Regions from separate parts of the Homo sapiens genome. Here region 1 is linked to region 2. A link is a loop called in an ENCODE intact Hi-C map of the cell type or tissue named here. Cell type or tissue: PC-9. All regions are shown on one strand. Links, peaks and the distances in the headings refer to the core of each region. The heading gives the core; the rest is flanking DNA.

Region 1 (5,382 bases), core at 280-5,279, 670 kb after region 2:
TACATACATTTCAGCAATAAACAGGGCCCAAGCACATTACAAATTTTAAAAGTGTTTTGCAGTCCCAATAGACTCAAAATTTGGTATATTAAATACAATTTGTTCATTGAATTTAGACTAGTTCTTGGAAATTATATGCTGTGAATTAAAAATCATGTCACGGTGCTTTCAACTCAAGAGCTGGGTAATGATGTATTTTGTTAATAATTCACAAAATGGTGACTTGGGGTCTTGGAGGAATTGATTTATCTTTCAGAACACAAAATACAATTTGGACAGTAACTTGGCTATGACTGTTTCCTAATGTGAAATTTGTTATATTTACTACACACTAATCCTCTATCACCTCCTTTATCATCTCAAGGATCAAGAGGAGCTAAAGGTCACCCATTAGATCATTTCCTCACTCCACAGACATCTATCAAATACCTACAGAGTGCCAGGCACTAGGATCAGCATCAGTGATACCTCTCACCCAAAGGAATATGCTCTTTGGCTTGAGGCAATCGGCATTCAGTTAGGGATGAAGATACAGTATGATGGGTACATATTGGGAACACACAAGAAGGAGTGATTATGTGGAAGAACCTAGTAAGCCTGTACTGAGAGGACAGCATTTAAATTGGGTGGGGGAGAAATTCGCCAGTCAGAGAATAAGGGAAAAGGCATTCATTCCAAGAAAGAAATCTGCATGTGTAATGCCCCAAAGTATAAAGAGTCAAGCGTTTCAGAGCGGGTGGACCACAGGGTGCTTGTGAGGGAGAGGAAGGTGGGAGCACTGGAAAAGAAGGTGGTGGAGAGATAGCAAATGATTTGCAGCAAATTTCCACCAAAGGATTTTAAGTAAGGAAGTGAGAAGATTTGATTTATCTTAGGATAATATTTGAAGGAAGTACAAACTAACATAATAGCAAATAGACATAGGAAGACAAAGAGGCTGTTGTAATATCATAGAGAAAAGAAAATATTGCTGAACTAAGTCAGTGGGGGGTGGAGAGGAGGGAGTATATTTGATAGTTTCAGGAGGCAGACTTAAAGGTCTTCATGAGCTATTGGATATGAGGACTGAAGGAGGGATTTTAAATTTGACAGCTATGAAGATATGATGCCCTTAGCTGCGTAAATACTATGAGAACAGTAGAATTGGGGAAAGCCAAAAATGACAAAGTGGAGAGAGTTTTATTGGGTTTCTTGAGCTTCAGATGATAAACACCCTCGTCCAGTAGATATGTGCAATAAACAGAGGATCCAGGGATAGAAAGAAGTTACAGATATATAAACAGGGCTCACTGGTGTGTGCAGCTATGGTCTGAATGCTTGTGTTCCCTAAAACTTCGTATGTCGAAATCATAACCTCCGTCAATGATATTAGGAGGCAGGACCTTTGGGAGGTGAGTGAGATTGGTTCCATTCACTAATGGGCCTCTTTTTAAGGGCACTCATTCCATTCTTTCTCCACCCACATGAATTGGATTAGTGCCCTTAGAAAAGAGACCTGCTGGGAGCTCATTTGCCCCTTTGTGCCATGGGAAGAAACAACTAGAAAATGCAGTCTGTGAACCAGAAAACAGGCCCTCACCAGACACTAGATCTACTAGCACCTTGATCTTAAACTTCCTGGCTTCCAAAACTGTGAGAAACAATTTTTTGTTTGTTTATAGCTACCTAGTTTACGGTGTTTGGTTATAGCAGCCCAAATGGGCAAAAATATAGCAGTTGAAGCCGATCTAGTGAATGAGGTCATTCACAAAAGCATTTATGATGCTTGAAGAAGGTAAAACTAAAATTATTATTATTTTTTTAAGACAGAGTCTCATTCTGTCACCCAGGCTGGAGTGCAGTGGCTCCATATCGGCTCACTGCAACCTCCGCCCCCTGGGTTCAAGCGATTCTCTTCCCTCAGCCTCCCAAGTAGCTGGGATTACAGGTGCCCACAACCCCACCTGGCTAATTTTTGTATTTTTAGTAAGGATGGGGTTTCACCACATTGGCCAGGCTGGTCTTGAACTCCTGACCTCAGGTGATCAGCCCACCTTGGCCTCCCAAAGTGCTGGGATTACAGGTGTGAGCCACTGCACCTTGCCTAAAATGAAATTTAAGTTAATTCAAAAATCTGGGCCACTAGGTATACAAGCATTAATTAGACTATTGAAACATATTAAAGTTAAATGACCTAAACCACTGTTTAAGTACCATTGTTTAGGGGATTACTGATACTTGGTAAGTTATTAAAAAAATTGATACTAACAAAATCTAATCTTAATAGTTTCATTAAAGATAATTGAATTATCTTCTTTTTATAAGTCATATTCTTAATGTCTGTCAAATTTCCAAATTGTTAATGTCAGAAACAGTAAAATCTAGCAAAATGGACATAGATACATAGATACATAGATATAGACATAGATACAGAGTTAGCTCAAATAGAGTTGTACATGTAGACATAGATATAATTCAGTATTTGTCTCCATGAAGGGGTGCCTCTTCTAATGTCTTACTTTCTACCTTTCAATCTCTGCATTTTTCATCCTAGGAGGATCTGTTTATCACCATCAGGTAACTTCCAGTTCATATTTGCCTCAGTATTTCCAACTTTGTTTATCCAAGGAGAGTGACTCATGCTTTTGACAAGATATTTTCATTGCAAGTGTGTGTAGGCACTTAGCACTGTAGCAATGTCATTCTGACATGGCATGCCGAGAGTGACCTGTAGCAGAATTCCCAAGTGGATCTGAGAATGGAAACTAGAAGTTATTTTCAGCACCATCCTTTGGTTAGACCTGCACAAAATCGGAGGTAATTCAGATATCCTCAGTAAGTTGCCCAGCAATTTCCATTAACTGTGCCATTTTGGATGATTTTATTGCTATGACCCTGAAATGAAAATGGACCAGATTTCATTTTACTCCTCTTCTTTCTTTGCCCTATAGAGCAATGTGAGTTCATGCAATTATATCCCCAAGCACACAGCCTAGGCAGATGTATATATGAGCCGTCACATAAAATCCCTACACATTTACACAGTGTATTTGGATAACATACACACATAATAAAGCTTTCCATAGATACTTTTTCATTCTATGTTCTCACTTCTAAGTGAGCTGAAAATCAACGCAAGAGATCACTAGAATGTTTCACCCAGATGACATTATTGTCATATGTGCCATACCATAATTCATACATTAATATGTAAAAATGACATTTTTTAATAAAATGTGTCACTTTAATTTAGAGCTGAAGGAGAAGACATAGGAAAATATTTTCCAATTCATTAGGCCACAGGCCCAAAGAAATAAATCCTTCTGATGAATCCTGTCATCACATTGTAATTCCAACACTTCAATATTCTGAAATTAACCAGACCCATGCCACCCCCACCTCACTATTTCAGCCTAAAATGCTTCCAGAAAGTTCCCCAAGCACTAGCTGTGAAATTACATTGTGTACTAATGGGAGACCTAGGCAGGAGGTTAAAGAGGGTTTTTTGCAGTGTGTAACTGATTTCAGATAAGCAGTGAGCTCATGTATCAGGAAAATGACTTGTTTCCTTTTCACATTTTACACAGTGTAGCAGCCAAGGTAATTTTATGAGCAAGGATTTTGCTGTTGCTGTTACGAATATGATTGTGCATAAGCCAAAATTTGCTGCTGGAGCCCCAAAGCCTTTGAGGATGGCAATTATTTATTGTCTTTGGAGGGATTCTTCTTCCTCATGGTCCCATCTAGACCAGGTTTTCAAGAAAGCTCTTGATCTAGTCGCCATTGCAAGAAAAAATGAATTGGTTAGTTGGGGCTGCCATCACTATTCTATTTTGATTCCTCAGGACTTCCTCAGATTACACCCATCTCTGGCCAGCAAAATGCCATGAGAGACTTGGGATTTTTCTTATAGGCATATCTTAGAACTTTCCTGCTAACTAGAAAGACAGTCAGCTCCTTGAAACCAAAGCACCCCCAATCCTACTCTGAGTCAGAGAATGTTTCCTATTGACTTTAAATATGTTCCTCTAAACATCTTATGAGCATGAGTCTTGGGGAGGAATTTAGTTCCATTTATAAAGCTTTGATTTCTAGAGAAACTCAAAGTCAGCACAAACATACTTCCATTTCCTAAGCAGTCTCTCAGTATATGCCTCTTGAATACATTCAACAGCATTTATTGAGCACCTACTATATGTTAGTGTTTGGGATATATCTGTGAACAAAATGAATAGCCCCATTCTCAAAAGTCTTCATGATGAAATACTTTAAGAAACCCTGTGTTAAAACCCTGTGTTAAAACTCTGTATTTAAAACAGTTAAATACTTTAAGAAACCCTGTGTTAAAAAGTCCCTGTAGAGACTTATCAGAGCTGATAACATTCTAAAAAGTATTGTAAGGTTCTAAGAGGGACAGAAAAATCTGTAGTCTTTCCCCACATTTATTTTAAAATAGAGTATTTTTTTAATCCATCACGACTAGTTTTTTGGAACATACTGCTCCATGTTAATAACATTTTTCACTCCTATATAGTCATAGCTTTTGACCATGCTCGTTTATTGACTGTTCTAAATTTTAAGCCCATGAACTCAAAGGCTAGAATATTGTCTAATACTCTGGTATTTAAGAAAAGTAATTTGCTATGGGCACTCCCTGAATTTTAAATGTCATAATATTAACCAAAGTTTCCATTTACATTTTCAATGCTTCAATAATATAAAACTAATCAATAAGATGATATTAAGGGCCATCTTAATGCATGTGTTAGGCACTGTGCTGAGTACTTTTTGTGAAGAGCTAGATTCAAATTCCAATATTCACAATTAAGGCAGCAACTGTTAACTCAACTTTTTTTAAATTTTCATTTTTTTTTCTGTAGTTGTTTTATATTATTTTATTTCCAACTTGTATTTTAAGTTCAGGAAATGCACGCATAGGTTTGTTACATGGATAAATTGCGTGTCTCTGGGGTTTGGTGTGCAGATTATTTCATCACCCAGGTAATAAGCAAAATACTGGATAGGTAGTTTTTCAGTCCTCGCCCTCCTCCCACCCTCCACCCTCAAGTAGGCCCCGGTGTCTGTTGTTCTTATTTTTGTGTCCATGCGTTCTCAATTTTAGCTCCCACTTACAAGTGAGAATAAGCAGTATTTTGTTTTCTGTTCCTGCATTAATTTGCTTAGGGTAGTGGCCTCCAGCTGCATCCATGTTGCTGCGAAAGACATAATCTCGTCCTTTTTTTTTTTTTTTTCTCACAATGGAGTATTGCTCTGTTGCCCAGGCTGGATGCAATGGCACAATCTCAGCTCACTGCAACCTCCACCTCCCGGGTTCAAATGATTCTCCTCCCTCAGCCTCCCGAGTATCTGGGATTACAGGCATGTGCCACCATGCCTGGCTAC
Region 2 (5,382 bases), core at 176-5,175:
CAAAACAGTACAGCACTGTGTAAAAACAGACATATAAACCAGTGGAACAGACTAGAGAGCCCAGAATAAATCCACACCTTTATGGTCATTTGATTTTTGGCAAAGGTGCCAAGAACACACAACGGGGAAAAGATAGTCTCTTCAATAAATGGTTTTGGAAAAACTGGATATCCACATGTAGAAGAATGAAACTGAACCCTTATCCCACACCACATACAAAAATCAACTCAAAATGAATTAAAGATTTAAATGTAAGTGCTGGAACTGTGAAACTACTGAATAAAATATAGGGGAAAAGCTTCTTGACATTGGGCAAAGACTTTTTTGGATATGACCCCAAAAGCACAGGAAACAAAAATAGAATTAAACTACTGATATTTCATTAAGAAATCATGTTGCACACTTTAAATATATACAATTTTTGTCAATTATACCTCAATAAAGCTGGACACACACACACACACACACACACACACACACACACATTTGGTATATTTGGGGTTTACCTTCCAGCACGTGAGGAAGCCACAGAAGGGCTTTAACCATTCAGGGATAGGATCCAAGTTATGTTGTAGAGTGACACTCTGGTGGCTGGGAAGAGTGAGTTGTGTTACACTCAGAAGCAGAGAGATCCCATTGTGTGGCCGTTGCAGTGGGCCCCCAAGAGCCTTCAGTGGGGGATGGTGGCTCCAACTGAGCTTGAAGGACTTCCAAAGACAGCAAATGAGAGGTGAAGCCAGCTGGGCTTCTGGGTTGAGTGGGGACTTGGAGAACCTTTGTGTCTAGCTAAAGGATTGTAAACACACCAATCAGCACTCTGTCTAGCTAAAGGTTTGTAAACGCACCAATCAGCTCTCTGTCAAAACGGACCAATCAGCACTCTGTAAAACAGACCAATCAGCTCTCTGTAAAATGGACCAATCAGCTCTCTGTAAAATGAACCAATCAGCGGGATGTGGATGGGGCCAGATAAGAGAATAAAAGCAGGCCACCTGCGCCAACAGTGGCCACCCGCTCAGGTTCCCTTCCGGTGTGAAAGGTGTGTTCTTTCGCTTTTCAGATAAATCTTGATGCTGCTTATTCCTTGGGTCCACGCTGTCTTTATGAGCTGTAACACTCACCCAGAAGGTCTGCAGCTTCACTCGTGAAGCCAGCAAGACCACCAGCTCACCAGTAGTGATGAACTTAAGTCGGGAGGACTGAACAACTCTGGACGTGCCACTTTTATGAACTATAACACTCACTGCAAAGGTTTCCAGCTTTCACTCGTGAGTTCAGAGATACCACAAACCCACCAGAAGGAACAAACAACTCCAGACATGCTGCTTTGCTGCGTTTAAGAGCCGTAAGACTCACCGCGAAGGTCTGCGGCTTCGCTCCTGAAGTCAGCAAGAGCACGAACCCACCAGAAGGAAGAAACTCCGGACACATCATCTTTAAGAACTGTAACACTCGGCAGGGCATTGGGGCTCACGCCTGTAATCCCAGCACTCCGGGAGGTCGGGGGGGGGGGGGGGGGTGGATCACGAGGTCAGGAGATCGAGACCATCCTCGCTAACACAGTGAAACCCCAGATCTACTAAAAATACAAAAAATTATTTTGGGCGAGGTGGTGGGCGCTTGTAGTCCTAGCTACGGGGGAAGCTGAGGTAGGAGAATGGCGTGAACCGTGGAGGCGGACCTTGCAGTGAGCAGAGATCGCGCCGCGAGACTCCGTCTAAAAAAAAAAAATGAACACTTACCACGAGGGTACGCGGCTTCATTCTGGAAGTCAGCGAGACCGAAAGCCTACCAATTCTGGACACAAAATGGGGTGGAGGTGGCAGAGAACAATACTCGGTGAGGCTTTTGGGGGCCATTAGGTGATTCATGTGATCAAAGTGAATAGTTCCTAGATCAGGGACAGTCAAAACTTCCTAGGTACATGAAGAAGCTGTTCCTCAAACAAAATGTCACTTGGAACTGCCACATTTAAGTGAAAGGGCAGTGGCTCTCCTTGGGGCTGGGGAGGGGGGTCTACAGCCACGTCCGGCTCTTAGGCATTGTTATTCCTTCTTCCCCAACTGTGGCCTCCAAGCCACTCTTGTAGAACCCCCCAGAGCTCTGAGGGTCCCAGTGGGAGAACCTCTGATAGGAGGGAAGGAGTGAGAGAGTGCCCTGCTGCTCTTCCTCTCGCTTTGCTCCCTTAACTTGTGCTGTGCACAGCTCTTGACCTTTCTGAGAACAGACTGGCATCTCTGGCCGCCCGCCCTCCTTCCCTCCCTCCTCACCAACCCTGACTGGCAGAGGTTCTCTGCGTATCTGACTCAGTGAGCAACCTTCCTTAAGGCAAGGCCCTTTATTTACCCCTCCGCCTCCCATTTTGGCACCTCGGTGGCTATAAATACGCCCTGTGAATGCAATTACGTGATGGAACGCAGGCTGCGCCAAAGCCTCTTTGCTCCAGGCTATGGTGTCAGCCATTTACCTCTGTGAAGCATATAAAAAGACACGCGACTCAAGAGGCAACGCACACGCTGAGACAGAAAGCAAGAGCACAACGAAAAATACAACAACAAACAAAACTCATAAGACGGCATTATGAGTATTCCCGGGAGAACAAAAAGGCTCCAAGAAGGTAACTCCCGTCTCTTGAGCATACAATATGGTTTTTATAAACTTCCAGGACTCTTTCCTACTTTTTTTTTTGCTGTTTTTACCATATCACCCCCACAACACAGTTTTTTCTTAAGGAAATTAAACACAAAACACCTACTGTATATTTAATTTAAAGAGGAAAAAAAACTTCAAACCTTTCAATGTTGAAATATCATTAAGCAGGGTGACGCAAAGCTGGAGAGGCCAGGAAATTGAGTCTTTAACCTGCCACTCCTTCCCGAGCGTATGGCCATGTATGTCATTACACAGCACTCTGCTCCAGAGTATAAATTAAGCTTCATTATAAAGATGAAGGCAGCCCAGGCCTGGAGTTTCGCAGGATCTGGCTGCGGTGGGCTGGGGGGTAGTGGGTGGGCCCTGGCCCTCTCTCTTCTAGAGGTCACAGTAGTAGCACAAGGACCCCCACCTCCTTCATCCTCGGGGGCTGCTGCGAGGCCTTCTCAGCGAAGCATTGGCCAGGCTCTGGGAAGAGCCGATGACCGGCTGTGCTTTCCAGATTTGGAAACTTGGCTCATACTTTTCCTTAAGCAGCCTCCAGCTTCTCTGCGTATTTCAAATCATCTTGTCATTCAATGCCCAGAGCAAACGCCGTGGTCTTGCTGAAGCCACATTTCTAACCGCCCAGCTATTTCTTTCCCTCTGGCTCCTCCTGCATGACCAAGATTTTGAATTGTGAAGTTGATTGCCTGACTTCCCGGCAATGTTTCTTCATGTTGGACAGGTGACTAAGCCTCTTTATGCCTTTGTTTCCTTGTCTACAGGATGAACTAGTTGTGCGGATTAAGTGAGATTGTGCCCATAAAACACATAGTCATTCAACAACTCTTAAACTATCTTGGGAGCATAGCAGATGTGAAAGAAAACTATCTTTAGTCCCCTTTGAGTTCCAAAGTTCATTCCACAGATCTGGCTGGCCCAAACAATAGTACTTGTTTGTCAAACGCATCGTCTGTGCCCAAGCCTGGGCTGGGGAGTGTCAATAGCTAGTGAGAGAGGGGCTGAGGAACTCTGAAGGTCCTTGCCAGTGAAGAGCACGTCATACTTCCAGGATGCTGTCTGTGCTCTGCAAAAACCACGAGGCAGCCTAGAAGCTGCATTTCCGCAAGGAAGCTAAAGGAACTTAGGACAGAGTAAGGACTGCTGGGCTGCAGTGAAAGGGAAAACCTTGGAAGAAGAATGGCACATCATTTATTTTTCATTTACAAAGTGATTAACCTATGCGTTATTTTTCCCCAAAGGATTTTAGGTGGTTTTCAAAAGCACGTGCAATTCAAAATATAAGATAAATGAGGGAAAATATATGTAATTGTCAGTCCAGGGATTTGACACTTAGAGCTTAAAAGAAAGAAATGTTTGGATGGATGTGTATGTGTGTGTATATTGTAGGTGGTGGGGAGTGAGGTAGTGTTTCCCAACTGTTAGCTGATTGTTTTAGGTTTTCATCTTGTGATTCATACTATATTTGGCTTTGAGAAGCTTAAGTCCATTGTAGAGAAGATATTTCAGTTGACTTACAGCTCTTACATGGACTCTCAGCAGAACTTGGTTACAAAGGATTGGGAAAGTGGCCCAGGGATCTTGGTGACCAATATCTGGGGACATAACTAATGAGGAAGTGACCCAGGCTAGCAGCGAAGAAAACAATGACTCTCTTGGCTGGTCCTAAATCTCCTGTTTTCTCACGAAGATCCTTTGATCACTTCCTTGGCCAGGCAAATGTGTCCTTACTGTTTGTTTCAACTTATGGGGAATTTCCCGGGAGCCTGGCCCTATCTATCTCACGAGAATAACCTTTAATCTTATGAGTCTTCACAACACACACTATATAGCAACCATCACCTTAGTATACTAGACAGTGCAGTTGGTGTGCATCCAATAAGAAGGTCATCCCCAAGGCGTTCTGCAAGCTCAGGCCTCACGGAATGATGTTACCAAACTGCCTTGATTTCTGGCGATTTCCAACAGAGGATCACAGAGCACTGTTCAGGTCCACGTTAACCTTGTGGCTTTCTTGGCACATAGATCCCAAAGCAAAGGATGCCAGGCAACAAATCAGAAATAGAATTGAGAAGTAAGCACAAAGGATGAAGGGAAGTGCCAAATACATTTGGTTTCTCATGGGGGATAAATTGAATTACGGTCTTAAAAAGTTTTAAAATAGTGCAGAAATGCTAAACATGAAAAGAGGTGTTGGATATATTTTAAGATTCCAGGAACTCAGAATCAGAGTCATGACATAAGAGGGATTCACTGGTCATTTTGTACAGTAGTGCCAGAAATAAGGAGCCTTGCGGTGCACATCCAGCCAAATCCAGGCAAGTGGGAATGGAGAGGCAAAGAGAGCTTGGGTTAAAACACAGTATCGTTTTCATGCCCCACTGGAAGTTACTGACATCCTCACATGGGCTCAGAATTCGAGCACGTGAGCTCACCTTCAACTTTAACAGCCTACATTCACCCAAGTGGTTCTGCAAAGAAATAAGAAACTGTGTTTTCCTTCCAAGTAACAGACACCGTGAAATGAGTGTTCAGGCTGGTTTCCCTGCAAATCCAGGCATCACAGAAAAACTTGTGACTACACAAACAAAAAAACAAGCATACATTATGTGGCCAGAATATGTTTATGTTTAATATATTTTTCAATTAAAAAAATCAAAACCAGCCGGGTGTGGTGGCTCACACCTGTAATCCCAGCACTTTAGGAGGCTTGAGGCAGGTGGATCA

Evidence for each region. Peaks named below come from ENCODE experiments on the same cell type or tissue, not always from the same donor. Only the 100,000 strongest peaks of a DNase experiment are listed, where the experiment ranks them.
Region 1: a loop joins it to region 2, with 6 times the contacts of the local background. A loop is called at or near these places in 1 of 110 quality-filtered maps.

What each region holds. Positions count from the first base shown.
Region 1 is chr7:41,570,569-41,575,950 of GRCh38, forward strand. No RefSeq gene overlaps it. Among named protein-coding and RNA genes, the nearest start is that of INHBA-AS1, 120 kb to the right of the region's middle. In PC-9, for the core only: no CTCF peak of the experiment used is centred there; a DNase peak (open chromatin) is centred at 2,653; H3K4me3 peaks cover 452 bases; H3K27ac peaks cover 2,701 bases.
Region 2 is chr7:40,896,979-40,902,360 of GRCh38, forward strand. LOC105375242 (a long non-coding RNA gene) reads right to left here and starts at 3,328. Exons shown (of 3, transcript XR_927191.3): 1 at 3,065-3,328. It also overlaps a transcript of SUGCT not described here. In PC-9, for the core only: no CTCF peak of the experiment used is centred there; DNase peaks (open chromatin) are centred at 2,373, 2,853 and 3,323; H3K4me3 peaks cover 1,789 bases; H3K27ac peaks cover 2,436 bases.